Linked DNA regions of Homo sapiens: regions 1, 2, 4, 5 and 6 are each linked to region 3. A link is a loop called in an ENCODE intact Hi-C map of the cell type or tissue named here. Cell type or tissue: endothelial cell of umbilical vein. All regions are shown on one strand. Region 1 holds the start of LOC105371757 (a long non-coding RNA gene). Region 2 has its middle 79 kb from the start of TBC1D3K. Region 3 overlaps LOC105371756 (a long non-coding RNA gene). Region 4 has its middle 26 kb from the start of HNF1B. Region 5 overlaps HNF1B (HNF1 homeobox B). Region 6 holds the start of LOC124903989 (a long non-coding RNA gene).

Region 1 (5,000 bases), 170 kb after region 3:
TGGTGTGATCTCAGCTCACTACAACCTCCGCCTCCCAGATTCAAGCGATTCTCCTGCCTCAGCCTCCCGAATAGCTGGGACTACACGTGCGTGCCACCACGCCCAGTTAATTTTTTGTATTTTAGTAGAGATGGGGTTTCTCCATCTTGGCCAGGATGGTCTCGATCTCCTGACCTCATGATCCACCTGTCTCGGCCTCCCAAAGTGCTGGGATTACAGGCATGAGCCACCACGCCCGGCCCAGGAACTGCGTTTTGATTGTTGTTGAAGTTTCTATAATGGCTAAGTACTCCAGCTTCTCTGCAGCCAGACTGCCTGGGTTAAAATCTCAGCTGCATCACTTGCTATGTTATCTTGGGAACCCTCTGAGTCTTGGTTTTCTCACTTGCAAAACTATGCGATATTTTCATCTGCAGCACCTGGCACACAAGATGCTCGACAGTGTGTGAGGAATGAATCCGTGCAGACAGGCAGAGTTCCTGGGGATGGGAACCTCTCAGCAGGGGAGTTAGGATGACTCACTTCAATCAATCTTGATTCTTACCCTCCCTTCCCAAGTAGGAATGCTCAGCTTCCTCCAGAACCGTTATGCTTTGAGGATTGTGAGCAAAATCTGAAAAATGTGGGGTCTTTTCCTTTGCATGTTTATCCATGTGTTAACCTAAGGAATTCAGGATATCTCACAGAGCAAAAATGTCTAAATCATGTCACTGCCTGACAATTCTTATGTGGCTGTCTAAACAGGATGTTAACTTTAGGACCTAAATTTTCCTAGGTGTGAGTATGTTAGTTAAGGATTACCGAGAGGAAGCGAAGGGATCATGTACCCATTCTGCAGGTGAAAAACCTCATGATCTTCTCTAAACTCCCCTGGGCCTAACGACTTACACAACTTGTCAGGAATCTACCAAGAGGAGGTCCCCGGCTCCCAAATGTCCCCTCTTCACCAGCAAAATGAATATTCTCTCTTTTTTTTTTTTTTTTTTTTTTGAGATGGAGTCTTGCTCTGTCGCCCAGGCTGGAGTGCAGTGGTGTGATCTCGGCTCACTGCAACCTCTGCCTCCGGGTTCATGTGATCTCGGCTCACTGCAACCTCTGCCTCCGGGTTCAAGTGATTCTCCTGCCTCAGCCTTCCCAAGTAGCTGGGACTACAGGCGCCACGCCACCATGCCTGGCTACTTTTTTGTATTTTTATTAGAGATGGGGTTTCACCATGTTGGCCAGGCTGGTTTTGAACTCCTAACCTCAGATGATCTGTCCACCTCAGCCTCCCAAAGTGCTGGGATTACAGGCGTGAGCCACCACGCCCAGCCGAATATTCTCTTTTTAGTCTTATGGGGGAGGCAGCATTCCTGTGGGGCTGCTCTACTTGGAATGGGTTTCTAGAAGTAAGAAAGTTGATTCTTCTCAATGTGTTCACAAGTTTCAGAGCATAGTCAAGAATGAATCGTACCATCTATGTTTCCTCCCATGTTACCTATTCCTGCAAGCAATCATTTTCCAGGAGAAAGAAATAGTGGAGTTCAGACTGAGCTAGCTGACCATCAGGCCTTCCTCACCCTCTCAACAGAGAGAGTAATCAGATATCAGAGTGGGCTCCAACTCTGAAGCTTTGATGGTTAATGCTTCCAATCTGAGCTTCTCCAATTCTCTTTTTCTTTTTTCATCTCCCTATCCTATACTCAGGGACCCCTTTGTCACACAGGTAGATCTGTGGACGACAGCTTGGATCACAAAGTGGGGACAATCCATTTTCTAGAAAGTATATTGAGTGCAACATTGATTCAGAGTGCAATACCCTGAATTCAAGGTTGCGTTTCAGCTTTTCTCTATTCAAGATGCTGTAAAGATGGTCCCTTCTTGTAGAGGGCTTATGGTCAAGCAGGTCAAGCCAATGCATGTCAAGAAAGAGCTCCGAATGCAGGTTAAGTAGCTTTTCTTCTCCACGAGTTATTAAACTTGAGGCTGGCCAAGGGCTGCCAGCTATGGGCAGGAGGTGCAATACCCACGTTTACATATATGCTGCTAAGTTTTGATCAACATATAAAAATTAGTTTTCTTACAAATGATTACACTCTTCCCTGTCAAACTGAACACTGAGGTTCTATGCCTCAAAATAGTTTAGGTCCAACTTACTTTAAGATCTAGATGGCACAGGGCAAGGTTCCATCAAGCCATTGCCAAGGAAAGCAAGGGAGTTTGCTGAAGCATTCAAGAACTTTGCCTTGATTACATAAGAGATGTGTTCAGGGCAGGAACGCAATGACTTGGGGGGCAAACCAGGAAGTAGTGGGTTCGTTGCTAAGGCTTTTGGACCCTGAAGACATTGTCGTGCTGTAGTTGTGATGGTGTTGTCATAATTGCTGGCTTGTTTCCTGTGGCTTTGAGTCTTTTGATCCCTCCAAGCATGCCAGCAAAAATTCTAGTGTTTGAAAAAGCTAAGAGCTATTGTATTATCTACTTATTTCCTGAAGTCCCCCCCGCAGTAGAGTTGCCAGGTAGAATTTAGGACATCCAGTTAAATTAGAATTTCAGATAAACAACGAGTAGGTTTTATTTTTATTTTTATTTTTTTTAGCATAAGTATGTCCCATGCGATATTTTAGCTAAAATTCAAATTTAACTTTAAGCCCTTTTTTTTTTTTTTTTTTTGAGACAGAATCTTGCTCTGTCGCCCAGGCTGGAGTGCAGTGGTGTGATCTCAGCTCACTGCAACCTCCACCTCCTGGGTTCAAACGATTCTTCTGCCTCAGCCTCCCCAGCAGCTGGGACTACAGGCGCCCACCACCACGCCCAGCTAATTTTTGTATTTTTAGTAGAGACGGGGATTTACCATATTGGCCATGCTGGTCACGAACTCCTGACCTCGTGATCCACCCACCTGGGCCTCCCAAAGTGCTGGGATTACAGGTGTGAGCCACTGCACCTGGCCCCTGGAAGTCTTGTATTTTGATTTGGTCAATCTGGCAGCCCTACCTCTGATTCCCTTCTAGTTATTGCAAAGTGACAAATGCAGCTCCGCTCCTGGGCTAATGTTTTGTAATGTGCACCATCTAGTGGTGACATGAACAGAAGGAAACTTCAGAAACAACCTGAAACCGTGATGGGATAAAGCTGAAAAGAAAGAACTATAATTTTAAAAATTATTTAAAAACTTTTTTCGGCCAGGCGCGGTGGCTCCCGCCTGTAATCCCAGCACTTTGGGAGGCCGAGGCGGGCGGATCACGAGGTCAGGAGATGGAGACCATCCTGGCTAACACGGTGAAACCCTGTCTCTACTAAAAATACAAAAAAAAAAGTTAGCCGGGCGTGGTGGTGGGCACCTGTAGTCCCAGCTACTCGGGAGGCTGAGGCAGGAGAATGGCGTGAACCTGAGAGGCGGAGCTTGCAGTGAGCCGAGATTGTGCCACTGCACTGCAGCCTGGGCGACAGAGCAAGACTCTGTCTCAAAAAAAAAAAAAAAAAAAAAATTCTAATTTTCTTCTTTGGATGTGGTGTTTGTGATGAGACCAGTAGTTTAGATTGTCCAGTGAATATTTGAAATCCCTTAAGTCATCAAGTGTTTAAACAGCCACACCCACCTGGCTGAGGCCTTGGGCTCCTCTATTAAATGCTAATGCACAGTGTTGGCCTTGATCTATTGTGGTTCCTAGTGCTCCAAGTGATTATTTTACAATAAGCACGTGGTGTCCAGCAGTATCTATCAAGTACAATAAATGTCGGGTTGGTGCAATTCTGTTAAACCCAACTGGGCCTGGAGGAAGACACAAGAAGCAAGTATTTCCTGTTTACTATTTTACTGGGGTTGGGAGGATGGTTAAGAGCTCAAGGAATTGGCACCCCCTAATGGATCTCCCTCTGGCTGCACACTGGAACTACCTGGGGTGTTTGTAAGACATACCAATACCTGGACCTTACCCCCAGAGATGTGGATGTCATTGGTTTGTAGTGGGAATCAGGCTTGGTTTTTTTTTTTGTTTGTTTTTCTTTTAAGTTTTCCAGAAAACTTTTTTTTTTTTTTTTAAATTTGAGACGGAGTCTCGCTCTTGTTGCCCAGTCTGGAGTGCAATGGCGCTATCCCGACTCACTGCAACCTCCACCTCCTGGGTTCAAGCGATTCTCTTGCCTCAGCCTCCCAAGTAGCTGGGATTACAGGTGCCCACCACCATGCCCTGCTAATTTTTGTATTTTTGGTAGAGATGGGGTTTCACCATGTTGGCCAGGCTGGTCTCGAGTTCCTAACCTCAGGTGATCCGCCCGCCTTGGCCTCCCAAAGTGCTGGGATTACAGAAGTGAGCCACCACACCCAGCCCAGAAAACTTTTAAATGAAGCCAGGGTTAAAATGCCTATTAGCAGAAATGGCCCAGACTGAAAAAAGGTGTGATCTTTGAACAAGTGCCTTAATTCCTCTGAGTCTCAGTTTTCTCATTGGTAAACAGGGAGAATTTAACCAACCTGCTAGGAACCTTAGAGAGAGTAAATGTAACACATGCAAGGCATTTAGCCTATAACTAGCACTGAGTAAATGCTGTTCTTCTTCTAGACAGGAGGCTAAGGGGGTAGATTCCTACCACTCTGGAGGAGAGAATCCAGATCTGGGATGAGCTACAATCTGGTCATAGGGGCCAAATGTTATAGCAGAGAGAAGGGGTATGTTAAGTTCTGCTAACTACCCAGGCCTAGGTGTGAATGGGGCTTCACGGTCTTGACAAGGAAGGCAGGGCCTTAGTGAATTACAATCATCTATTGTAATAGTAAGGTTCTGCCTATAAAAGTGGAAAATATAGACAGCATGGAGCAACATAAAAAAGAAAATATAGGCCAGGCGCAGTGGCTCATGCCTGTAACCCCAGCACTTTGGGAAGCCAAGTTGGTTGGATCATGAAGTCAAGGATGAAGACCATCCTGGCCAACATGGTGAAACTCTGTCTCTACTAAAAACTACAAAAAATTAGCTTGGCATGGTGGCGCACGCCTGTAATCCCAGCTACTCAGGAGG
Region 2 (5,000 bases), 190 kb after region 3:
CGTCTGTGCCTCACATCCCATGTCCAAATAAGATTCAACGTCTAAAGAGTTACACATCAATCAACCAGAAATTGGAAAACAAGTGCCTGGCTTATTTCACTTAGCATAATGTCCTCCAGGTCCATCCATGTGGTTGCAAATGGCAAGATTCCCTTCTTTTTTAGGGCTGAATGGTATTTTCTTGTATGTATACACCACCATTTCAATAAAGAATTGGTTAAGTGATTGTATATTGATACAATGGACTTTTATATAGTCATGAAAGTCATGTTTTAGAATAGTCAATGCTCATGATCTATTCTTAAGTAAAATAGTAAGCTAAAAAAACATATAGCTCCAGGAGTTGAGCAAGAGAGGCACCCTGCCTGCTGGGCCTGTCTGCTCCCCTGAGTTAGGCACTCCAGGAAGGGGTTGAGAGCATCTGAGTCTTGGGGCCCAGCCCTGAGGCCCTCACTTTCCCTGCCTACTAAGGGGCCCTCAGGAACAAAAGCAGAGCCAAGGAGTTGTACAGCTATAGAGTCCAGTGTGCTCAGCCCCTCAAGTGTGTGATGGAAATAGGCCCAGAGAGGTCAGGTGACCTGCCCAGGGCCTTCCAGCCCTCACACAGCTGGAATCAGGATCCACGGCCCCCAGCCTGGAGCACTGGACATCACATTTCAGGGGAAGTGGGGTGCTGGGCTCACACGTGAGAGGTCTTGCTAGCTGCCAGCCTGGGGCTCACCCGCCTGCTGTCCACCCCTTCAACATCGGTAGTGGGACTCACAGGCACGAGGCTGGGGCCTTCTGCTGCAGACACAAAGCATACCGCCACCTGAGGTCCAGGGTCATGATTCAAAACCTACTAAGTGCCCATCAGTCCTTTCCCAGGTTGAAGGGAAAACAGGACTCCAGCCCCCACATAGTGCCTGGCCACCTGCTGCTCATGAGGCCTTGTCTCCCCATCTTTAGGAAGGCTTTGTGTGTGTGAAAGTTTTTGCATGCACTTGTCTTAAGCATCTTCACGGCCCTGCAAGGTGGGTTTGATTGTCATCCCCATCTTACAGGTGAAACAGGTTTCCAGAGTCTGAGTAGTTTGCCAAGGCGGGGAAGGGGTGATCCAGGACTCAAACCCAGGTCCTCCAACTGCCACTTTCTCTGACTTTCTGGGGGTCAGTAACCCCAGTCCCTTCTCTCCTAGCCTGTCAGAGATTCAGCAGAGACCCCAGGTGGAGGCTCAGTGAGCTCTGGTGTGTGATAGGGACCTGGGGTCTTGTCACTGTCCTGACACCTTATCCTCTAGGTGGCTTTGAAACCATCCGTGTCACTTTGGGCTTCACCAGAGTTGCCAATCCCAGCCTCAAAATTCAGCCACCCCACCCCAACCTCTGGGGGCTGAGGCAAAGACTCTTCTTTTCTCCACAAAGCTAGAATGAGGACCTTCTGGGGGCCTAAGGTAAGAAATGGTCTATTTCTAAAGGGCCTGGTGTCTGGGTAAGCTCTGTGTATTTTCTTACGTTTGCTTTTTGGGGAACTTCATTCAGAGGAGACTTGGCAGCCTCTCTGAAGACACGGAAGTGATCAATGGCAAAGCTGCAAGAGGCTGTAAGCCCCACCTAGCATGACTTCCTCATTAGGCACATGGGGAAACTGAGCCTCAGTGGGTGGAACAGGCCTGCAGGGGCACAGTTGGGACAAGAACTCCGAACTCCAGGGCCCTCTACAGCTCAGGCTGTGCAAATGGGGCTGGTCCCGAAAGACGGTCCGGGCTGATGTGGGGACTGTCAGGCTGTGAGACGGGGCTCACTGGCCAGCCAGCCCAGAGGCAGCGTAGGCGCTCTGGCAGGAGACCCCCCCCAGGAAGTTTCGAAACCTTCAGCAGGATTTCAGAACCGTTCTAGACCCCATGCAGATTGTTTCTCTGTTAAAGAAGGCGCTTTAAGAAGCTGCCGAAGAGGCTCTGCCTTTGACCGTCAACAGGCATCTTTCCTCTAGTCCATCAGCCCACAAAGACAGGAAATCTGATGGGGGGAAAAACAAATAAAGTCATGCCAAAGTCGGGTGTCAGTAACCAGGGGGGCCGCCTGAGGCGTCGCATCCAACCCCCGCCCAGGTTTCCGCCCCGGGCCAGCAGTAGCCAGTCCCCGAGGGCCCATCTTCCAGCCCTGAAGCGGTAAACGCCTCACCTCTAGTGGCGAGTGCGAGGAACCGCACCCTAGCCCGCCTGACTGTCCAGCCCCGGGTGGTGCCCATCCTGCCTGTTGTTCCCTCTCAAACCAAATAAACCTCCCGACGTATGGACTCTGGCTGTCGTAGATGCAGACTCTCCTGCAATGCTTAACACCGTTTTGCTACCACGTGACGGCTGCAGACACTGTCCTCAAACTGCAGCCCCACAACGCAATTTTTGTACTTTCATCTGACATACCCGAAGGTGTCCTTTTTAAGTCTTGTTAATATTCATAATGACGTATAATCCAAAGTAAATGGAAATGTCATATTGTGATTGCAATGGAAACGGCATATTGCGACTGCATTGCCTTGGCGAGACTGTCGTCCTAACAGATTTTGAGGGGGCGGGGATGGTGGCTCACGCCTGTAATCTCAGCACTTTGGGAAGCCAAGTTGGGAGGTTCACTTGAAACCAGGAGTTCGAGCCCAGCCTGGCCAACATGGAGAAACCCGTCTGTACAAAAAAAACAGAAAACAAACAAAAAAAAACACAAAACCAATTAGCCGGGTGTGGTGGCACGCACCTGTAGTCCCAGCTGCATTAGAACTGAAGATGGCTCCCCATCTCATACACGGTGAAAGCCAGTCTTTATCAAGTTCTACATGTAGCTGGTGCAGTGTTTCACACCTGTAATCCCAGCACTCAGCACTTTGGGAGGCTGTGGTGGGTTTCACTTGAGCCTGGGAGATAGAGGCTGCAGTGAACCGAGATCACTGCATTCCAGCCTGGGTGACAGAGTGAGACCCTGTCTTAACAAAAGAGACTTGGAGGGGCTGGAGGGGAAGGTGGAAAGGCAGAGGAAAAGGCAACTGGAACTTAGGGTATGGTCTTGTTACTCTTCACCAGGAACCATTTGAGGTAGGCCCCCAAGTTACAGATGGGGAAACTGAGGCCCAGAGAGGTTAAAATACTTGTGCAGAATCACACAGCTGGCTGATGACAGAAGCACGACGCAAACTGAGGCCTCCCAAGACTTTCTGCACCAGGACCAGCCAGCCATGCTGTTACCTACTCATTCAACAAACAGCTGTGGAGTATTGACTCTAACGTCAGTCCCTGCCTGGGCCCCTGAGAGACAGTCATCAGGGAGATCATCTATGAAGACACAATAATGGTATGTTAGAAGGTGACCAGTAGCAAAAACTATGAGCATAAAGGAACTGGGTGGGCAGGCAAGGTTATGCTTAATAGGCAGGTCGGGCGGGCCTCAAGGTAAGTGTTGAGCTAAGACTTGGAGGGGCGGAAGGGAGCAATGGGGACACCTGGGGAAAAGGTTCTGAAGGCAGAGCCATGCTTGGCATGACTGAGGAAAAGCAAAGTGGCCAATGTGGCCAGAGCAGGATGGGGCAAGGGAAGAACAATGGATGGGGGCAGAGGATCGGACCCAAGTCATGTAGAAACTTTTTTTTTTTTTTGAGACAGGTTCTCATTGTATCTCCCAGGCTGGAGTGCAGTGGTGTGATCATGGCTCACTGCGGCCTTGACCTCCTGCTTTAGCCTCCTGAGTAGATGAGACTAGGCATGTGTCATCATGCCTGGCTATTCTTTTAATTTTTATTTCGCAGAGATGGGGTTTTGCTATGTTACCCAGGCTGGCCTTGAACTCCTGGGCTCGTGCAATCCCACCACAGCCTCCTAAAGTGCTGAGTGCTGGGATTACAGGCGTGAACCACTGCACCAGCTACATGTAGAACTTTATAAAGACTGTTGCTTTCACTATGCGTGAGATGGGAAGCCGTCTTGAGTTCTAAAAGACGCCCAGTAGAAGACAAACCTGTCATCTGGGGCAGGTCAGCAGGCCCAGGTTGAAGGTCCCTCTGTTGGGGGCCTGCCAGAGGGTCTGGCCTTCAAGGCCCAAATGGCATCCAGTATCCAGGGTGGCGGCAGCTCGGTCCCCACCAGATCCCTCTGCAGCATGACTCCGCTGAAGGTTCTGGCTGCCGACTCCCTTAGGAAGCCCCTGTGTGCTGGCCCAACTCTCCAGGCCTCCAGCTCATTCTCTGAACCACCTGACACCCCTTCCCATGCATTCCTTTTCTGCTTATGTTAACCAGAGTGGGATACTGTTGTTTGTGACAAACAGCCCCGCTTGGTACTCTGACGTGATCTATCGTCCAGGTCTCAACTCAAGTGCCCCTGTGAGGCCTGCCCTGCCAACCCCAGGCACTTCCACATCTCCCTGCTTTCTGTTCTTCAGGGCGTTCATCACCAAAAGCATCTTGTGTAGTTATTTCTTCCTTTCTCTCACCACTAACCTTCATGAGAGTAGGGGCCATACCCACCATTACCCCCAGTAACCCCAGGGCCTACACCAAGGCTGAGGGAACAGGAGCCTGCTAATGAGTATTTGTTGAACAAATGGGTAAAAGCTGCTGATGTGGACGTTTTATGAAAGGAGTCGAAGCCATGTGTCTAGAGCGTCAGTTCTGATGATGTTGGGTCCAAGCCCAGATGTGCGTGTGCAAGAGCCTCGGTTCAGCTCCAGAAGACTCCTGGGGTACAGATGAGAAAGGACCCCAGGGACCACTGGCTTATCCTGAACAGAAAAAGGGAGAGAGGAGGCCAGGCGCAGTGGCTCACGCCTATAATCCCAGCACTTTAAGAGGCCAAGACAGGAGAATAATTTGAGCCCAGGAGTTCAAGAAGAGCCTGGGCAACATATCGAGGTTGCATCTCTACAAAAAATTAAAAAAATAGAAATTAGCAAAGCCTGGTAGCACATGCCTGTGGTCCCAGCTACTCTGAAGGCTGAGGCGGGAGGATCACTTGAGCCTGGGAATTCAAGGCTGCA
Region 3 (5,000 bases):
ATAACTCCTTATATTCTTCAATACTCAGTTTACATGTCCTCTCCTGAGTGAAACTTACCCTGAATGTCCCCTCCTTGACATAGTCCATCTTTCTTCGAGTTCTCATGCCACTTCATAAGTACCTCTATTTTAGCTCTTTTCCTATAGCATTGAAATGATATTTCCATGTATGTCCACAGACTTTGAGCTTTTTGAGGGCTGTTCCTACATCTCATTTATCTTCATATTGTTTGCTTCTCATGGAGTCTGTTTCACAGTAAGTGGTCAGTAATCTTGTCCAATTAATGAAGTGAAATGAAATAGACAAAGATCCCTGAAACTGCCAACCTCAATGAATTTTGGAATGGACCTTATGTTTTTTGCTTGGTGCTTTGTGATAAATTTTAGATGAATGAATGAAAGAAGACAAATAGAAACTGTTAGACTTAGACCATTTCATACCCTCACAATGTCCAGCTGACTCATTAAAGGACCATTTCCTCCTGGGGAAAAAACGAAACAAAACAACTTAAAAGCATTGTCAACAAAAGTGGTGAGGAAACTGAATCATGGTTTTGTATAACTGGAATTTCTCTAAAAACCAGTACGGTCTGACTGGTAGACACACATGGTTTCTCAGCTGTAGCAAGTGAGAACACAAAGTCTGTATAACACTGCAGTGGAAAAGCTATTTGGGATAACTTGTTGTGAATAGAGTGATCACTCTATGTCCTAAGAGTATGTTTTTGAAAACTTTTTCTCCACTCCTTGTTTATCATTCAACAAACTTGGTGGTGGTTGTTTTTACAGTGTTTCTGGCATGGACTAGGGCTTAGGGATCCAAAAATGAACTAGACACAGTCCTTGGTCTCAAGTAGCTTTGAGTTTGCAAGGGACAGAGAACTGTTTGCAAACAGAGCAAGGAAATTCTCTAGGCACTGCAGTATAAGTGTAGGAAGTGAGGGAGTAAGGGTGGCAGGATGGAGTGGGCTTTGTGGAAAGTTAGAAAAGACTTTATAGAGAAGACAAAGCTGGCATAGCCTTAACAAATAAAGTGTTGACCAATTAGAAAACACAGGTAAAAGTATTTAAGTAGAGAGGAGAGCAGCGCAACAAATGTAAAGAGGGATGAAACACGCTGTTGTGTTTGGGGAACTACTAGTGGCTCAACAAAGCTGGAAGTGGATGCTGCAGCAAGAATTGGAGCTGGACAGGTAGGTAGGGACCAGCTTGTGACGGGCCTTTTGTATATACTGAGGACTTTGAACCTGATATTGTAGGCACTGAGAGCCATTAGAGGATGTTAAGCCACTGATATAAAGTTTTTAATTTAATATTTATTTATTTAGAGACAGGGTCTCACCCTGTCATCCAGGCTGCAGTGCAGTGGTGCAATCGTAGCTCACTGCAGCCTTGCCCTCCCCAGGCTCAGGTGATCCTCCCACCTCAGCCTCCCTAGTAGCTGGGACTACAGGCATGCACCACCATGCCCAGCTAATTTTTACATTTTTTGTAGGGATGGGGTTTCGCCATGTTGCCTAGGCTGGTCTTGAACTCCTGGGCTCAAGCAATCCACCTGCCTCGGCCTCCCAACGTGCTGGGATGACAGGCATGAGCCACTGTGCCTGGCAGTTTTTAATTTTAAAACATCACTTTAGCAGCAACACAGAAGAGAGGCAAGTTGGAGTCAGGGAGACCAGGACAATATTGAAATAGCAGTCTAGTGAGGAAAGAAGGCAGTGGCTGTAGGAAGGAAGAGGAGAAAGGAGCGGATCTAAAGGACATTAAGGAGGTAAAGTGACTGGATGTGGGAGGATAGCAGGAGAGGGAGAAACTTAAAATAACTCCCGGGTCTCAAACTTAGGTGACTGAGTAGGGGTGAGCCTTTTCACGGAAAGGGAGAATACTGAAGGGCTAGGTTTGTGTGAGGACTATATATTCATAGTAAGTTTAATTCTGAATACGTTGAGTTTGAGATTTTTGTGGGACATTTGAATGAAGTTTCTAATGGTTATTTGAAAGTAGGAATTATTATTTCTTTGCAACGGGAGCTAGGAACTTTTGAACTGTAACTTCAGGATCTTAATTTAAAAGTGAGTTGAGGAGAGGGTGATTGGCTATGGATAACATCCGGAAGCCATTCCCACAGTGAGACAAAAACCTTGCTTTCCCCGAGGCTGAGTTTCCAGCTTCAAATTCTCAAGATTTACCAATAGTCTAGTACTTTAGAAATCCAAATCAAGTACTCAAGAAATCCAAATTCTTACAGTTTTTTTTTTTTTTTTTTTTTTTTTTGCCACCAATAGTCAACAGAGTGTACTTTTAGGCTACAATGCAATGTAAGTGTAACTACTCAAATATTCTTTTAATTAGGACAGAATTGAAGTAAATAGCGCAAGGACCAATGCTGACCTCACGGTGGCACTCCAGTCTTCGAATAAAGGGCTCTCTGGACTCATCTTATTGACCTCCAAATGGACAGTCCACATTGAAGTGAAGAGTTGACATGAACTCTGGGCCCATAGACCCCACAGTTTAATTTCCTGAAGAGAATCTACCAAGGACTTTGCTTTTCTGTTTTTAAATCAGCTCTGACGTAAGGCTGGATCAATAGAATAGGTGTCAAGTATGCCCGAATGTCTCCATCCGTAAAAAATTTCATCAGGGTTCAAAAGTAACCAAAATAATTTCACCATTATTATTTATTAATGGATACCATTTATTGAATGCCTGCTATGTGCCACATTGGGTTCAGGGTACTTTTCATATTATATGAGCTCATTGAACTCACAATAGCTCTATGAGGTTGATACTACAGTGTTCTCATTTTTCTGAGAAGAAACTAGGGCTCAGAGACATTAAGTAGCTTGCCTCTCACATCATATAGGTAGTAAGTGGCCATACTTGGTTTTGAACCCAATCTGTGTGATCCCCAAACTTGCGCTCTTTAAACAAGGCTGCATTGCCTCTTATTATTGATGCCAAGATAAAAGCAGCAATTAATGAAACTTGGTTTTCTTCAGGTATAGACTGTTTGGCATGAGGTGGTTTAAATAATATCATATTTAAGGAGATCTATTGCGGGCCCCTATTGTGAATTTGTGTCCTCTTCATGAAACTCTTTGCCACATATGAGAAACAGGATATTTACATAGTCACAAAGTGTGTCCCACAAGGTATTGATTAGTTACGAAGAGAAAAATTGAAAATTTACAGTGGAGCAACCTGGAAGATACCATGTGAATGAAATGGTCACAGTATAAATGGTAACATAAAAGTGGTAAAATATCAATATGTACACCATGGTCATATTCTTTTGCTTTTATTGTGGAAGAGACAAAGGGACAAGGGAGGATTTGCTGACACTGGTCAGGAGTGGAGTAGAGGACTAATTCCTATCTTTGATCTCCATCTGTGAAAGCCCAGATCGCACAAAGATTTCCAAATGAAATATTTACATTTCTAAGGGGTAGAGAATTATTCGTGAATCCTAGACAATATACAAGGGAAGGCTCCCAAAAGAAAGATACAAATAATAAAATTCTAGAATAATGTTATAGTACTGATTGTAGGCTATGGGGAGTGGGAGTTGGTTGTCCTACTAATAAAATGCTTAATCAAGAGTGTATGATTTGTAAATCATATTTGTTAAGCATTTTTTAATGCCTTACAGACTTCAAAGCCCTAAAACTTTTCTGCATCTCTAGGGGTTAATATCAGCATTTTGTATATTCTCAGCTTGAGATAATTACCAATCTGCCTATTTTTTAAAAGAACTGTCTTTTAGTGAGAAGGATAAGATGTCTGGAGAAGCTTTTTGTTCAACATGTCAGTATTTGCATGATTTACAGTGTAATTAACCAGGCCCTGTAGCACAGGCAGACCGGCTCCCTTCACTATTTATCATGTTTCCAGCAACTTCAGATCATCACCTCTGCTGGGAGGAAATACGTCCTTCTTAGAGATGTGAAAATATATCCCCAACCATTCCCACAGGCAGAATGTGATCTATCCTTATGTATCTATTATTTCTCATATCTAAGGGCTCTTCCCCCTACCCCATTATTTTTATACAGCATTACTCTCAGAACTAAACTAGTTAAATAAATATAAGGCCAGGCATGGTACCTCACACCTGTTATCCCAGCACTTGACGAGAGTCTGAGGCGGGTGGATCACTTTGAGCTCAGGAGTTTGAGACCAGCCTGGGCAAGATGACAAAACCCTGTCTCTACTAAAAATCCAAAAATTAGCCAGGTGTTTTGACGCGTGCCTGTAATCCCAGCTACTCGGGAGGCTGAGGCAGGAGAATCGCTTGACCCCGGGAGGTGGGGATTGCAGTGAGCTGAGATTGTGCCACTGCACTCCAGCCTGGGTGACACAGCAACACTCCATCTCAAAAATAAAAAATAATAAATAAATAAATACAAAATCTAATACTACTTAGGAATAATTTTGTTATTCAATTGCTTATAGTCACCAGCACATATTCGTTAAGGTATAATTGTGCTGTGTAAAAGACAAAGTCTGGTGACTCAAAATCTAAAACAAAACACCTATATAGACAAATAATATTATTACAAAACTACTTTAAATCTCTATATTAAAACATTATAGGTTTCAAAAAAACTTCAAATGTGTTTACTTTTGGCCCAGTAATCATTTTAAGAATTTATCCTGAATATACACCTACGGCAATATGAAAATACATACGCACAAGTTTATGTATTGCAGCATTGTTTGTATTTGGGAAATAATTGAGAAAATCTAAATTCCCATATGGTTCTCTAGCAAGCAGACTCAGAAAAAAATAGTCTCCTGTGGAGGAGAGTGGTTGAATAAACTACAGTACAAGTACATAATAGAGTACTATAAATCTATAAAAAAGAATGAGGGGCCAGGTGCAGTGGCTCACGCCTGTAATCCCAGCACTGTGGAAGGCTGAGGCAGGTGGATCACCTGAGGTCAGGAGTTCGAGACCAGCCTGGTTAACATGGTGAAACCTCATCTCTACTAAAAAT
Region 4 (5,000 bases), 120 kb after region 3:
CCCATCTCAAAGGGGTAACTGCCCTTGAAAGAGCCCCTGTAGTTCGGGGTTGAAGAGAGTGCAGGAGCACAGGAGGAGAGAAGGCTATTCAATTTGTAATTTGCAAAAAAAGAAGCCATTTATCAAAGTTTGTGCTTGAGATATTTAATAATAGAACTGCCCTTCAAGGTTTCCTTAAGGGTAATATTGCTGATTAAAAAGGAAACATGCTCTCTCATTTTGCAATTGAAGAAACAGCCACATAGAGTCGGGTGGTGATTCTCAAAGGACAACAGCAACCCAATCAATTCTACCCCTTGTATCAAGGGACAGTCATGTTCACCTCCATCCATGAGAATTATGTCCCACGCCATCTTTGCAGGAGTATGTCATCACGAAAGTTACCTGCCATCGAGACAAAGAAAAAGAAGTGAAACTCACCCACCACTCAAACCCCAAACAGTGTTGGGTCAGGGGTGAGAGCAGGGCAGGCAGAACTGGGCAGAACGTTAGCATTGGTGTCCCGGCTGGGATGGCCTTTAAAGGTCAGCCAGGGCAAACTTGGAGGTCACCTGCACTTGGGGAAGCTGAGGTGCAGAGAGGATGAGTGACTCCGGGGCCCTGGCCACACAGGGGGTTAGTGACTAAAAAGCAGCCAGAATTCTGTCACCGTGAGTCTCCACATAGAGCTATGTCCAGGGTCCTTAAATGACCTTGGCAACCCACTGCTTTTGTACCCTTATGTTCCACAGGAGGAAACAGACCCATAAGGCAGAAGAGCAACGAGGCCAAGGAGACCAGAGAAGATATTTAATGTGGACCTTTACCCCATTGGCTTCCCTTGAGTTTATTTAAGCAGGACTTTCGGTTCTTTCTCTCTTCCTTTCCTTCAGTGTCACAGCAACTTTATATCGATTTTGTCTAGTCCCTCAGGAAATGGTCTTGTGAACTTGAAAAACAAAGGCCTAAATTCACGGAACCAAGTTAGTTTCTAGCACTGTCTCTTCTGTTCCATGCCAGTGTTTCTGCCCAGAAAAATGGGGTCAGTTTGGTCAGAGTGGAGGGAAGAGGAGAGATTCAGTGGACTCCCCCAGAGTCATAGCTTAGCAATGAGAAGACAGGGATGCATAGGATAATCTCCCCAAATTAGACTATCCCACTGTTCTCAGCATACAGCGGGTGCTTTAGCAAATAATGATTGCATTGCTTTGTTAGGTGCCATGCCGGAAAATTTACAGGCTACCAATTTTACAACAGACCAATGGACAAGTATATTGATCACCCAACTACTCTATGTCCAGAGTTATAATTGGAATTGTCCAAAAGTCAAGAGACATATAGCTTTACCCTGGGGGGCCTTGAAATCTCATTGGGAAGCCAGTTCTATTACACATAACACACCTTGAGCAAAATACAGGACAGCTCCTGTATAAGACCGTGTAACATTGATGGGATTGTAGAGAGAGGATTTAAAAGCAATCTCTCTCCATCATCACGCCCATGTAACAATAATGATAGTAATAATCATAGCTGCCCTTTTTTGAGCAGTTAACTGTAGTTACTACCAGGCACATGCTAAGCTCTTTAAAGATATCATCTCATTTACTCTGGACAACAAACCTACCAGTACTAATATTATCTCCTTGTCAAAGGTCATGTAGCTAAAAGTGTAGAGCCAGAATTGGAATCTGGGCCCCTTTTATAAACCCTAACCCTAAAGCCATGTTTTTAGCATTGACACCCACAGCCCACCCTCAGCCACTCTAGTCCTCTGTGTGTAGGTAGCTCCTTGAAAGATGACTGTACCTTTTAAACTTTCTCTCTGCGTCCTCTGGCCACCATGTTCTGGTCCAGATCAGTGGTCCTCAAACTCTCGGACACCCACCACATAATAGAGGGTCCTGATGAGTGAGAAAGAAAGGGGAACTGCTCGTCATCTGTGTCCCATTTGCGTCCACCCACCCCTGGAAGTGAGGGCCACACACACACCCTGTCCCAATGTTGTCACTCAGGTGGAAACAAGTTGAGAACCACAGTTTTGGGGTCACCCCTGTTGCTCTCGTCCCATTTTGCACTTTCCCTTCCTGCTTTCCTGTGGCTGACCCTGCTCTGCTGATGTCTGTCTTAAACCCCAAGGATCAAACTGTTTCTGAAGCTCAGCCAACCAACTCTCCTTCATCTCCCGGGAGTCTCCTAGGGTCCTCAGGGTGCTCCCAGCTCCTGAGCCAGTTATTTTTCCCTAGGCGTGTTCCGATGTCATGAATGCCAAATCATTGCCCCCGCCTTGTGGCTGTGCCTGGGAATTACAGCTCTCCTGCTCGTAAGGACAACTGGGTGCCCAGAATACAGGTTTACGTTGCATCCCTCTCCCACTGCTATACTCACCCCGTCTCCCAGAGTGGAAGTACCTTAAGTTAACAAGCCCACTTGACATCCTCAAATTCCACCATGCCTTCAGGACACGTCAACATTAAAATCACCCCGGTACTGCCACTACTTACTACCACCACTCAATTCCTGCCACCACGACTAATACCCTACTCTGCAACCACTACCATTACTACTGCTACCACCACTTCTATCACGGTTAATATCACTACTACAACAACCATTACAACCTCTATTAATACTACCATTACTACCACTACATGACTAGTGCTATGGTCACGCCTACCACCATTAATACCACTACTATTGCCACTACCACCACCACCACTAGTGTTACTATCACTACAACCACCACTAATGCCACTACTATTACCATGATTACCACTATTAATACTGCTACTACTACTACCACTACCACTATTAATACCACCACCACCAATATACCACTATTTTTTTTTTTTTAAGAGTTGGTGTCTCGCTGTGTTGCCCGGGCTGGAATGCAGTGGTGCAATAATAGCTCACTGCAGCCTTGAACTCCTGGGCTCAAGTAATCCTCCTGTCTCAGCCCCCAAATAGCTGGGACTACAGGTGCATGCCAGCACACTTGACCAATTTTTAAAAATTTTTTCCAGAAATGGGGTCTTGAACTCCTGCCCTCAAGCAATCCTCCTGCCTTGGCCTTCCAAAGTGCTGGGATTACAGGTGTGAACCACAGCACTTGGCCACTATGATTACTATTAATTACACTCCTGCCATTATGAATCCCACCCCTACCACTGCCACTCCTACCACTGTTCATACCATTCCTAGTACCACTACCACCACCACTACTACTATTGCTATTGTTGCTGCTGTTACTGCTGCTACTGAAGACTTACTGTGCGCTTGGCTCATGATCTTTTTCTTATATTATCTCATGTAATTCTTACAGCAACTCTTGAAGTAGGAAATATAATTATCCTCATTTTACAGATAAGATAATCAGGACTTGGGGGCTGGGCATGGTGGCTCACACCTGTAATCCCAGCACTTTGGGAGGCCGAGGCGGGCGGATCACGAGGTCAGGAGATCGAGACCATCCTGGCTAGTGCAGTGAAACTCCGTCTCTACTAAAAATACAAAAAAATTAGCTGGGCGTGGTGGTGGGTGCCTGTAGTCCCAGCTAACTCAGGAGGCTGAGGCAGGAGAATGGAGTGAGCCTGGGAGGCGGAGTTTGTAGTGAGCCGAGATCGTGCCACTCCAGCCTGGGTGACAGAGCGAGACACCGTCTCAAAAAAAAAAAGATAATCATGACTTGGGAGTCCTTTGAATTGTCATAGCTCCCTCTGCTAGTAAGAGGCAAATCAGGATATGAACCCAAATTGTCTGGCATCAGAGCCCATGCACTTAACCCCCAGCGTGAGGAAGCGACACTGGCTTTGGAGTCAGAGAGACCCAGGTTAGACTCCTCACCTTGCTGGGTAACCAGGCGAGTGAGTCTTCTTTGTAAGATGGGGTTTCCCCTTGCAAGGCTAGGGTTCTTTTGAGAATTAAATGAGATGATATATATCGGGATGTCCAATCTTTTGACTTGCCTGGGCCACATTGGAATAAAAATTGTTTTGGGCCACATATAAAATACACTAACACTAACGATAGCTGATGAGCTAAAAAAAATAATGTTTTAAGAAAATTTACAAATTTGTGCTGGTCTGCATTCAAAGCTGTCCCAGGCCACATGTGGCCCATGGGCCATGGGTTGGACAGGCTTGATACATATGAAACATGTAGCAGAAAGGCTGCACGTAATCCGCCCTGCCTCCCAGGGAGCCTGGCTGACCTGTCTTGTGAGTCTCTGCTCACAGCCAACAATAGGTCCTCTGCAAGAACCTACTGTTGGATAACTCACTCTCCACTCAGGCCATACATACAACTTGTTAATGATTCATTCCTTCCTTCATTCACCCACATATCACACATTTATTGAACACCTCCTATATGGTAGGCATGGTGCTTGGACCTGGGGATGTGGTCACTGCCCTTGTGTCATACACCCTACTAGAATTTTCTGTGTGCCAACTACAGGACATGCAAAGAGCAGTGTGGAACAGTTGAGGCACAGAGCATCTGGTGAGCTTGGAAAGGGGGATAAAACAAGAAAATCAATGACTAGGCACAATGAAGATGAAGATAAACATCTTAGGAGATTGGGGAATGGATAGTCTTATCAAAAGATAGAGACATCCCACTGGTGGAAGAATTGGGCAAATTCTGGTGGCATCAGTTGGAAGGAGCGGAAGGAAATGGCAAAGGTAGCAGCTGGAGAAACATCCTGGGTAATTAGTTTTTTTCACTGAGGGGCCACTGAACCTCTTGCTCATCCTTCACTATTTAGAGAGCACTTCTAATAACCAATGATTGTCTCACAGCAGCTTCACTGGCGTGGGGAGAGCTGGACCTTAGCGGCTCCTCCACAATCAATGGATAACCACATGGAAACACTCCTACTCTAACCAGGCTCTGTGCTGGACTCCAGTCCTCATCACTGAGAGGCGGGCTTCCATGCTGCAGATGAGAAAATGAAGACTCAGAGACGTTCGGTGACTTACTAAAGTTACTGAATGCAGAAGTCAGGATGCAAACCTGGATTCATC
Region 5 (5,000 bases), 60 kb after region 3:
TAAGGCACCCTTCTCCATGGAAGCCTGGGTAATCCTTAACCCTAACTTGTTTGGGACACTCTTGAGAAGTCAGAAAGACTTGTCTGTGCCTCTCACAGGTAACTGACACAAGTGGTTCTTCACATGGAGAAGAATCTTTCTTAAGGGATAGGTGGGAGTAGGAGAAGAGGGCTGCAAAATGCCTCCCCCAGGAATGCCCTTTCATTTTTGTTTGCAGAGACCACGACCAGGGCAAGCAGCTCAGGTCCTCTGAAACCAGAATTGGCCGGGTCAGTGCTCCCCTCAGAAACCACACTTGTTTTTCCTCCAGGGAGCCAGGGACTCGATCACCTGTGACTCACCGTTTCTGTGTTGCCTACACAGCACACACGTCAAGATCTAAAATGGCCTCTGCACCCTGTTGCCCTCACCCATCCTGGCCCCCACTCTGGGAATGTGTGCAGCTCCACCTTCAGCATGAAAGTCGGGAATCTGCGGCTCCTCCCTCCCCTGAAAAACAGAGCATGACCCAAAGAATAGAGCTTTCCATTCTCTACCCTTGCCAGTGTCGTAATGCTCCTGTTCTCCCATAAGCCACTCTCTCCTGCACTTGTGTTGCTACAGGATCAGAACCTAATCCTAATTAGAACCTAGTTTTATTTATTTTATTGTTATTATTAATTATTATTTTTTGAGACACCCGAGTCTCACTCTGTTGCCCAGGCTGGAGTGCAGTGGTGTGAGCTCACTGCAACCTCTGCCTCCCAGGCTCAAGTGAGCTCCCCACCTCAGCCTCCCGAGTAGCTGGGATTACAGGTGCATGCCACCATTCCTGGCTAATTTTTGTATTTTTTTTTTAATAGAGATGGTGTTTCGCCCTGTTGTCCAGGCTGGTCTCAAACTTTCTGGCCTCAAGTGATCCACCTGCCTCAGTCTCCCCAAGTGCTGGAATTACAGGTATGAGCCACTGCACCTGGCCTAGAATCTAGTTTGATGTAGAAAATTCAAATTCAAATTGTGCATTCTTCACCAAGTGTGCTAAACTTGCATCTGGGTGTGGGGCTGTGGTTACGGATATAGAAAACTTCATTTAATGAGAATGATATTGACATTTACACGACAACAACAACAATACTGCAATTTATTGACTATTTTCTATGGCAAACACTGCAGAGTATTTCTCAAATGTTATCACGCTCATGCCCCCACCAAGTCTATTGTTACCGCCCCCATTTTATAGATGAGGAAGAGATCATAAGTAGTCGAGTAACCTGCTCAGGCTACACAGCTATTAAGAGCTGGAGCTGGGATTTGAACCTGGGCAATTGTAACTTCAAAGTTGGTGTTTCTCCCTCCCTAAGCATCGCCCCACCCCATCTACCATTTGTGCTGTGATCTTCGCTGTCATGGTGTCCCATGTCTTTCACTGTTCCAGTTCAAGAAGCTTCTCCCCATCGCCTCCTATCCACTACATCCTGACTTGCTAATGACTCTTCTTGTCAGTACCAAGGGGATGGTAAGGAGGAAGAGGGGGCTTGTGTCAAAGTGAGGTGCTCTCTAAGTTAAAAAATTGGCTTTGGAGGCCTTGGGGGGAGGGATGAATGAACATTTTATCAACACAAATGTCATTGGCAAGCCCCAAAACAAACAGTGTCCCACCGGGCTTGCTCCTTTATGAGGCATTCAATCAATAAAAAGAGAGCAGAACTCTGTCAGATTTATTGGCTGGGTTCAAACCGAACACCTCTTCTACCCGCCAAAGGCTGGGTCACCAGCACTACCTCTCCTTTCCGACTCTGGACAGCCCTCATTTTCCCCTATGGGGCTACAATGGTTCATTGTTTGAGGCAGGCCTTGTGAGAAGTTGTGTTTGTTTTGCCTCTTATCTTATCAGCTCCAGAGCGACAATGGCCCAGGTGTACTCACCATTTTACCATCAGGTGAGAGGAGATTGTGGCCTGGGTCCAGGCTGGCTGGGGAGACTTGCTGTAAAACCGACTGGCTGGTCACCATGGCGCTGTTGCCATGGTGACTGATTGTTGAGGAGGAAGTGATCTCATTGTTTCCCTGCTGGCTGTAGCGCACTCCTGCAAAACAACACAAACCCAGTAGGGAACATTAGTGCCACCAGGGTCCTGGAACAATGACTCGGCACCTCTTGTTTTCAAGGGTGGGTAATAAGAAAATAAAGTTGCTTTCTCCTCCCCTGTCCACCCACAAGAAATATCGGCTGCTTTTCTCCAGGGTAAATATGGCATGTTCTCTATTTAATTCTAGAATGTAAGCGCCACGAGGGCAGGAAATTTTTATCTCGTTTGTTTTGTTCACTGATGTATCCCCAGTGCCTTGGCACTGAATAGCCACTCGGTAAACTTCTGATGAATAAATGAATGACTGGATGGATTCTGTTTGTTATTGCTTCCGCACAGTTCTTTGAGGATTTGGGGGTTGAGACTAGCCTTCTGTTACTGGCTGGAGTATTTTTTATTCTTTAAAATGCCTTTTAGAAATGTTTCCCTGGCATCCCTCGTGGTGCTGCAAAGTATAAGTAGACCCATGTGACGAAGAAGAAGCCCTTGTCCAGTGACCCTTGAAAGAGCCGTAGCTTAGGCATCAGTCTCTGTGTACCACCTTTGTGGCCAGGCCCAAGAGGTCAGGGGCACGGACACAGGCAGAGCAGGACAGGGATGAAGCTGCGTCTAGGAGCTAGGCTGTAGAACTCACATTCCTTTGCTGGGGGTCCCATTTGGCTGCCTTCCAGGGCACAGGGAAAGGTGTGTCTGCTGGGAGGTGGGGCAGGCAGCACCACACACAGGCAGATGTGGATGTTTAGTAAACCACTGGAGTTTGCTCTGCAGGGGAAGGGTAGAACCAAACATGTTTACAACCTCGCTGCTCTGACCCTCCCTCTTGCTCGGGAACCAAAATGGAGGTCTGCTCTCAGGAAAGAAAAGTTCTGGACAGAGATCAGGCAACTGAAGGAAGCTAAAAGAACGCCTGGGTCCAGTTTGCAGATGGAAATCCTGCTTGATGTGCCCATGAAACAGTCAAGGACAAGGTTGGGGGTACATGGGGCATCTCACCCCTAAGCTCAGTGCTTAGAAAGACAGTGTTCTTGTTTTTTGCTTTGGATTTGACAAAAAGGTTTGGAGGACCCTGTCCTGCAGAGACCAAATGCTCTAGGCATGGAATTATCTGGATAGGTGGACCAACTCTTTAGCTGCACGTCTTCCTTTGCCCAGTTTCCCAAGATGAACCATCCCTGTACACTGATTCTGTTGTTGCTCTTTCATCCACCCACCCCCTGCCCTAGCTAGAGCCCCACCTTCCAGAGGAGACCACAAAGTTCCCCCAGGGGCCAGGCACTGCCATAATCAGTGTCATAATCTGCCTCTAATTCACCAAGATGAAGCTTACCAAGATGAGACTAGATGAGCCCCAAGCCAGTTTTCCTTGGATCTTCCTAAGGACTTTACCCAAGGCCGATATGACCTAGAGCTTAAGAGGGCTGGGGAAAAGAACAAAACAAATGCTAAAGCTGGGTTCTAACCTTCAAGAGCAACTTGTCTGAGTATGTAGTGGCTTGACGCTTGCTCTATGAGCTTTTCTATTGGCCATTTTCCCCATTCTTTGAATCAAGGAGCTGCTAGTGGGGGTGGTGGTGACAGTGGGATGGCGCTGGCATTGGTGTATTGGTTTAAGGCACTACATTTTTTGGGAAGGACAGAAATCATGAAGTTAAAAGGAGGAACAGCGTTCAGCTCCCCAAGTCAACAGCCGGTGCCCAGGCCCCTGTCCTCCTGTGCACCTATCTGCAGCCCCCACGTCTCCTGTTTGCCATCGATGCCATCCCATTGGATTAAATGAGGCCTTCTTTCTTCACGTCTGCCACCCAGTTCCCAGTAGGATGCTTCCAACAGTTCAAAGTGTTGTTACATGAAAGAAGAAAGAGATTTGAACCTTATGAGCTCTGAAGGCAGAGCTAGGTTCAATGGAAAACAGGGAGGCAGATTTCAAATAAATAACAGGAAGAATTTTCTATCAAGGAGGGGCAGTGGGAAGACTATGGACTCTGCAGCGAAACCAACTCAGGTTCAAATTCTGATGCTGCTCTTAATAGATCTGTGATCATGGGAAAATTACTTTCCCTCTCTGTGCCTTTGTTTCCTCTAGAAAAATGGAGAGAATGCCTCCTCAACAGGACTCTTTTTGGATTAGAGGTAACATCTATACAGTTTCTTGCAAAATGCCATATAAATGGCAACTATGGGTGGGGATGCTGTGGGGAGGAAGCTGGTACAGGAATGGACCCCAAGATATTTGCCCTAAGATCCTAGAATTCTAGATGGCTTAGGACAGATTCTAAACACTGAATGGAATTATCTTTCCGTAGAGAACAGTTTCCAAAGAATCCTACCCTGGCAGAACCACTGATGCTTTGCCCTGGAAGCAACCTGGGAGAGAGGTCTAGCCGCTGCCCTCTTGCTCTGTTCTTTTGGAGGAACTGGACTTCACCCTGTTTTTCTCCTGCTTTCTCTGACTCCCTAACCAGCTATTTACCTCCCCGAGAGGCTCTGCTCCTGAGAGAGTGTTGATAACGCTGGGAGTCAGTTGTGTTTTCACCTCCCAGCCTGTCCCCATCATCGATTCAGTCTCAAGTCAAACAGTCTCTGGATTTAGCCTATTTAATTTGGCTGATGGAAAAGGGCCAGCCCTCTGATGATCAAATATGGGTCACAAGGAGGCTTCTCCCCTACCAAAGGCTACGCAATTATTTATTTAAAAATAATTAACCAAGGATTTCCGCAGGAAACAAAAGGCTTCTTTACAAGGGAGCATGTCAGGAGAGACTCAAGAGCCATTTGTTAGAATCCAGGCAGCATATTCCAAGGCTGCTGTGGTTTTTATACTTTGTTTTCTCCCCAACAAAACTTTATTATATAAGAAATATAACGGTGGAGCTGCTCTGTCAAAAGACAGATGAGCCTAGACCTTTGAACGTTCCTTTAAAAGCCCCTGGT
Region 6 (5,000 bases), 51 kb after region 3:
GTGCATACACAGGCAAAGACACAGGTACAGAGCCCCCATCCCACACCATAGCTCCCATCTCCTCAGGTAGATAAAAGGGCTGGTGGTTATAGTGGGGATTTCTCATATTAGTTATCCATAAGATTCATGTAAATTCCAAGTCACATAACCAACTCCCGAAAGCATGTGGATGCTTGGCTGTGAGGGAGAGACCACCTGCTCTCAGAACACAGGGCCTACCAGGGAGGCCTCCGGTACGGAACGGGAGCAAAGGTCACTGGCTGTTGCCTCGGCTTGCCCTTCTCATGCAGGGAGGCAGGTTATTTCCTGGTCCAGGGCACCATGGGCTCTCTCTTCATGGGCGGCCAGGCCTGCTGGGCCTCAGCAGTCCACAGGTCGCTGGTGACCACTCTCTGACTATCCCACCCAGGCCTCGCCACTGAGGAAGCCTGGCCAGGTGAAGGGATGGGGTAAGTGGGGAGCACATCACCAGGCTCTGGGAGGAAGGGAAGTGGGGCACATGTGGTCTCAGACTCTGCTACAGGCTGTGGCAGATTTTCAGAAGCCACTAAAATGTGATTGGAATGTGAGATGGTGCTCAGAAACCAGCTCCACAGGCCCGAGTGGGGATTGAGCCCTGAAGATAGAAGGCTGGACTTGGCTGTTCTCCCCCAAACCCACAGCTTATCCGATGCAGCTAGGGAAGAAACACAAACCTCTTTCACCATCATTGCCTTCTAAGAGTCCCTTTATAAATAATCTTTATAATTTTTTATGCTTACCAAACGCAGTTTACCCCTATGTTTATTTCATATTCATAATGACTCTAAATGCATACTATTTCCATTTTATGGATGTAGAGATTGGACTTAGAGTGGCTAAGTAACTTGCATTAGGCTACACAGCTGGTAAGTATCACAGCCAGGATTTAAATCCAGGTCTGTCTGATCTAAGACTAGTGCTTTATACTGAACACTTCCTTGGGGTTTCTGAAGCAGAGAAGCCACGATTCCTCCCCAAACTCCTGTGTCAGGGGCTATAGCCAGACCTGGCCAGAGGATTGGAAGCCTGGGACTCAGGATGAAAGGCAGAGAAACAGAGGATGGGATTGGATGGGAAATAAGTGGTCGAAAGGTAGGCTTGGGGTAGGTATAGAAATTGGATATGAGAAACAGTCTGTGTGCAGAGATGCAGGGGTGGCATGGAGGAAGAAACTCTAATGCCCAGGATGGCATGCCACTGGTATTTTTCACTTGTGTTCATGGTTCTTGATTAGAGATGTTTGGGGTGTATAAATTGGAGGACACGGGACTCTAGAAGATTCTTCTCTTTTAGGGAAGGCAAACAGGATGCAAATTAGATGCCAATTGTGATCATTTGATAATGGCTGCTTGGAAGTTTAGATTGCAAAGGCTAAGTTGAAGTTCACTGGGAAAAGGTGCTGGTGGTTTATGGACGCGATCTTTTCCAGAGGTGTTGGAATGGGAAATTGGCGGTGTGTGTTCCACATGCTGTCTGGCTCCAATTCCCCTTCATCTGTAGGCCTACACTGTCCTCTTCAAACCCTTCCCTGGGAATCTCAGGGGTAGAGAAGAGGACTAGAAAAGGTACAGCAACACTCAAGAGTTATGCTTGAGAAATTGTCTTAGTCGGTTGATCATAGGCAGGGAAAAGTGACCAAGCCAATAAACTTCCGAGAAAGTTCAGACCCAGAGAGGGAAAGTGGTTGGCCACTGAGGGTCCTGAGTGCTCCCTCCCTCCACATGCCCGTGTCCTTACTGTGTGAGTTCTGCAGCTGAGTCACAGCTGCCATGAAGGGCTGCTGGGCCATGTGGCTGCCTGGGCTCTGCTGCATGAGGGGCTGCTGGTGAGGGCTGTGCAGCTGCTGGGAGAACTGGACGGGCTGCAGGGCTGCCAGGCTGCCGGCCACACTGTTGATGACAGGGACACTCTGTGCTTGGGAGGTGTTGAGGCCTGTGGGAGCAAGAGGAAAAGATCACAGACAGCTCCTGGGATAAGGAGAGGTGGATGGATGCCATCATTTGAGCCCCCGCTCAATGTCCCAGTCACCGGGCTGAGCCTGTTACATAGGAGATTCCATGGGAGGCAAGTGTAAAGAAACGGAGACTTGGAGATATTAATTTACTTGCTCAAGTTCCACAATGAGTTGTGGGTTGGAGATGGGCATTAAACAGATCTGATTAAAGCCTGAGAGTCTCCCAGAGTCATCCTGTGACCTCCCAAACTTAGCTCTCTTGAGGTTACCAGGGCTTTGGAAAAGCTGGCTCTACCTGCCCACTCCATCCATGCCAGGCTGTGAGAGAGGCTTGCCCTGGTGCCCGCAGGGCAGAGTTAAAGATGTCCACACTGAGGCACAGGTTATTGCCCAGATCGGTCTGTCCAGTAGAGGGCAGGAGTGTGCAGGGACCCAAATTTTGACTAAAAACAACTTCCATAGTCCCGGGAGTATGAGGTTGGGAGACCCTTATTTAGTAGACTGTACAAAGACCCCCAGAGAAATCAGGTGCCAACTCCCTTGACTGTAACAGAGAGGGGAGAAAACACTGGAACTCAGCCAGTCTGCGAGGCGGGCATATCTTATGTGGCAGCATAGGGCTTGTGGCACTAAAAGGACCAGGTTTTAGAAAGAGGAAGTAGTACATTAAAGGTTGACTCTTGGCATTTATAGTGGGTCTTCCCATCTTTCTGTTCTGGAGATGTCAGGGCCTCTGTAACTTGGAACTGTGTATCCTGAGGCCTCTTTAGAACCCGGGCCAGCACTCTGAGGATTGGATCCCCTGGTACCCATGCTCTATCTCCTCCCTGAGAGCGACACGGAGGAAGACAGCTAAGGTAGGATCGGAGTGGGGACAGGACGATCAGGAGAGAAGACACCTGGACCTGCTTCCTGGGGTCGATTGTGTTCCTGTGTTCTTGCTTTCTGGGAAGTTGGGGGAAGAATGGGATGAAGAAGGAATCCAGAAAAAGGTCTGTTTTAGGTGGATGTGGAAGGGACACCTAGAGAGGCTTTCCTGAAATGGAGACGGTTTCATAGGCAGGTTTGAGGGAAGTCATCAATGGAGATAACACGGAGTCCTCAACAATTGCCTACTCAGAGCTTTAGCTGATACTGTTATCAGAAACCTAAAAGGCGAGACCCCTGAGCAGAAAGGACAGGGGATGAATCCTGCTTCTGGCTCTCCTGGGTGGGGGCTGGGGGTGCCACCCTCTGATCACCCTCAGAACAGCACTGTCTCCAGTTCCCCAGGGGGCTCAGCGTCTCCTCAAGCCAGCATCTCACCAGATACCCTGATGACCGATGACCGTGTTTCCCTTTCCTACCTCCTGCTTATGGTCTCAGTCTCCCAGAAAGCTCCATGAATGTGCCGTTTTTGAGAAATCTTTGAGAGCACTGCTGCTGCTCTTTTTGAGAAACTGCTGCCCAAAAAAGCAAATGATCCTGTCTAGAGTGGATGACATTTGAAGGCATAGTTCTGAAACCTGCATGTGCTTCAGAAATCATCTGGGGGAGCTCTTTAACAAATATACATTCCTGGGCCCCACCCAAGACCTAATGAGTCAGAACCTTCAGAGGTGGGGCCCAGGAATCTTATTTTCAATGCAGTCTGTGATCCTGATGTGCCTCAATTCCAGGATTGAGAGCCTCTGATGTCATTCCAGCTCCCTCAGTGGGTAAGTCTTGACCTTTTCATCTGTTTCTGTTTCTGGGCACTGGTTCTTGCTTGGGAAGTATGCTATCCAGTCCAGGGAAGAGATGAGAAAGAGAATAGGATGAAGAGGTGAGAATGAGTAGAGAATAAGGAATTGGCCCTGCCAAATAATTTGTTACCACCTTCTCCACAGGCTTCCGCAATTCTGAGGCAGGGCCCATGGTACTCAACACATCAGTCAGTTAAATGAAGATGCCTGCAACCAGTTTCTCATCCTAACACTCCATAGTGTAGGACCTCTGTGTCTCAGCAGTCTTCTGGTGATTCTCACCATTTCTCATGCTCTGTCTACCCCAAGTGTACACAGATATGTACACACACAGCCATCCTTCTGAGGTCAGTGTGCACTCTGGTGCAGCCCATCTGAATAGGAGATTAAGGAGCATCGTGAAATGATAGAGAAATATGAGTAGAGGAAATTAGAAAGAACAAAATGGAAAGATGCAGACTAGCCCCAGGGAAAATTTTAATTCAGATAGTATATATATATATATAACTGTATGGCAGTGAAAGCTTAGAATGGAAAGAAAGAAGTTAAGTGGGACAGTTTGTTTATTATTTTGGTTGCAGAAATAAGTGGAATATCTTCCCCACGGGCCTTTTAATCAAATCTTCTAAATGGCAAACAAGCTGGTTTTAGGTATCTTATCTCATTCCAAACTCTGGTATTAGTATAATTACCATATTCCATATACCAGAGGGCCCAGTCAAAAGGCAATACATTTAAAATGATCATTTATATTGTGAGTTCTCTAAATGCTTCCCCATTCCCATTTTCCTTCTGCCAAAATCAATGCACTGTGTGTCAATTTCCAAGCAGCTAAGGATAGAGTGAGAGCCACACATATTCAATAAATTTGTGTGCCTCCAATGGGCTTAGCCCTGTTCTGACCTCAAAGGATGTGTAAGTCATTCTCTTCAGAAGTGAGAATCCAAGTTCCGACCCTAGCTAAAGCTGATTTAGGGAGAGAAGAGGGAAGAAAGAAAAAGGCAGAAACAAAACAAAGAGGTGGCCAACATGAGCCCTAGATACAAGGAAGGTAAGAGGACAATGGAGCAATACAAGGTTGAAAGAAAGATGACCAATGTGTTACCCTTAGATCTCTCCCAAGACATCCAGCAATACATCCAAGGGTCACAAGGATGGTTTTGAGAAACAACGACACCTGAGCTGTCATAGTGAAGCTGGAAATATGCTGAATACTCATCAACATTAAAACTCTCAAAGAGATATCCACAACCACAGTTCCCTTCAGCCTTCTCATGCCTCAAGATGGCCCATGTATGGGA

Evidence for each region. Hi-C counts contacts between places; a loop is a spot of excess contacts. Peaks named below come from ENCODE experiments on the same cell type or tissue, not always from the same donor. Only the 100,000 strongest peaks of a DNase experiment are listed, where the experiment ranks them.
Region 1: it touches region 3 in a loop (15-fold over the local background); 36 of 110 quality-filtered maps call a loop at or near these places.
Region 2: it touches region 3 in a loop (3-fold over the local background); 4 of 110 quality-filtered maps call a loop at or near these places.
Region 4: it touches region 3 in a loop (18-fold over the local background); 37 of 110 quality-filtered maps call a loop at or near these places.
Region 5: a loop joins it to region 3, with 5 times the contacts of the local background. A loop is called at or near these places in 7 of 110 quality-filtered maps.
Region 6: it touches region 3 in a loop (9-fold over the local background); 13 of 110 quality-filtered maps call a loop at or near these places.

Annotation. Positions count from the first base shown.
Region 1 is chr17:37,813,421-37,818,420 of GRCh38, forward strand. LOC105371757 (a long non-coding RNA gene) reads right to left here and starts at 2,291. Exons shown (of 4, transcript XR_934721.3): 1 at 2,137-2,291. In endothelial cell of umbilical vein, a CTCF peak has its summit at 3,037 (motif pointing left); a DNase peak (open chromatin) is centred at 3,041; H3K27me3 peaks cover 1,106 bases.
Region 2 is chr17:37,842,718-37,847,717 of GRCh38, forward strand. It overlaps the pseudogene YWHAEP7. Among named protein-coding and RNA genes, the nearest start is that of TBC1D3K, 79 kb to the right of the region's middle. RefSeq lists enhancers at 640-1,139, 1,475-1,975. In endothelial cell of umbilical vein, a CTCF peak has its summit at 2,196; a DNase peak (open chromatin) is centred at 2,144.
Region 3 is chr17:37,648,203-37,653,202 of GRCh38, forward strand. LOC105371756 (a long non-coding RNA gene) reads left to right here. Exons shown (of 2, transcript NR_188617.1): 2 at 2,353-3,618. Among named protein-coding and RNA genes, the nearest start is that of DDX52, 7.3 kb to the left of the region's middle. In endothelial cell of umbilical vein, a CTCF peak has its summit at 2,391 (motif pointing right); DNase peaks (open chromatin) are centred at 459 and 2,419; H3K27ac peaks cover 2,248 bases.
Region 4 is chr17:37,768,856-37,773,855 of GRCh38, forward strand. No RefSeq gene overlaps it. Among named protein-coding and RNA genes, the nearest start is that of HNF1B, 26 kb to the left of the region's middle. In endothelial cell of umbilical vein, a CTCF peak has its summit at 2,278; a DNase peak (open chromatin) is centred at 2,266.
Region 5 is chr17:37,708,598-37,713,597 of GRCh38, forward strand. HNF1B (HNF1 homeobox B) reads right to left here. Exons shown (of 9, transcript NM_000458.4): 5 at 1,906-2,066. It overlaps LOC124903989 (a long non-coding RNA gene), which reads left to right. Exons shown (of 3, transcript XR_007065733.1): 2 at 1-1,495; 3 at 1,874-2,378. It also overlaps a transcript of LOC105371754 not described here. Among named protein-coding and RNA genes, the nearest start is that of HNF1B, 34 kb to the right of the region's middle. RefSeq lists enhancers at 2,174-2,695, 2,696-3,217. In endothelial cell of umbilical vein, no CTCF peak of the experiment used is centred here; a DNase peak (open chromatin) is centred at 2,054; H3K27ac peaks cover 394 bases; H3K27me3 peaks cover 761 bases.
Region 6 is chr17:37,699,225-37,704,224 of GRCh38, forward strand. It overlaps HNF1B (HNF1 homeobox B), which reads right to left. Exons shown (of 9, transcript NM_000458.4): 7 at 1,759-1,953. It overlaps LOC124903989 (a long non-coding RNA gene), which reads left to right and starts at 3,601. Exons shown (of 3, transcript XR_007065733.1): 1 at 3,601-3,672. RefSeq lists enhancers at 1,321-1,821, 1,822-2,322, 2,971-4,170. In endothelial cell of umbilical vein, CTCF peaks have their summits at 2,378 (motif pointing right) and 2,580; no DNase peak of the experiment used is centred here; H3K27me3 peaks cover 1,823 bases.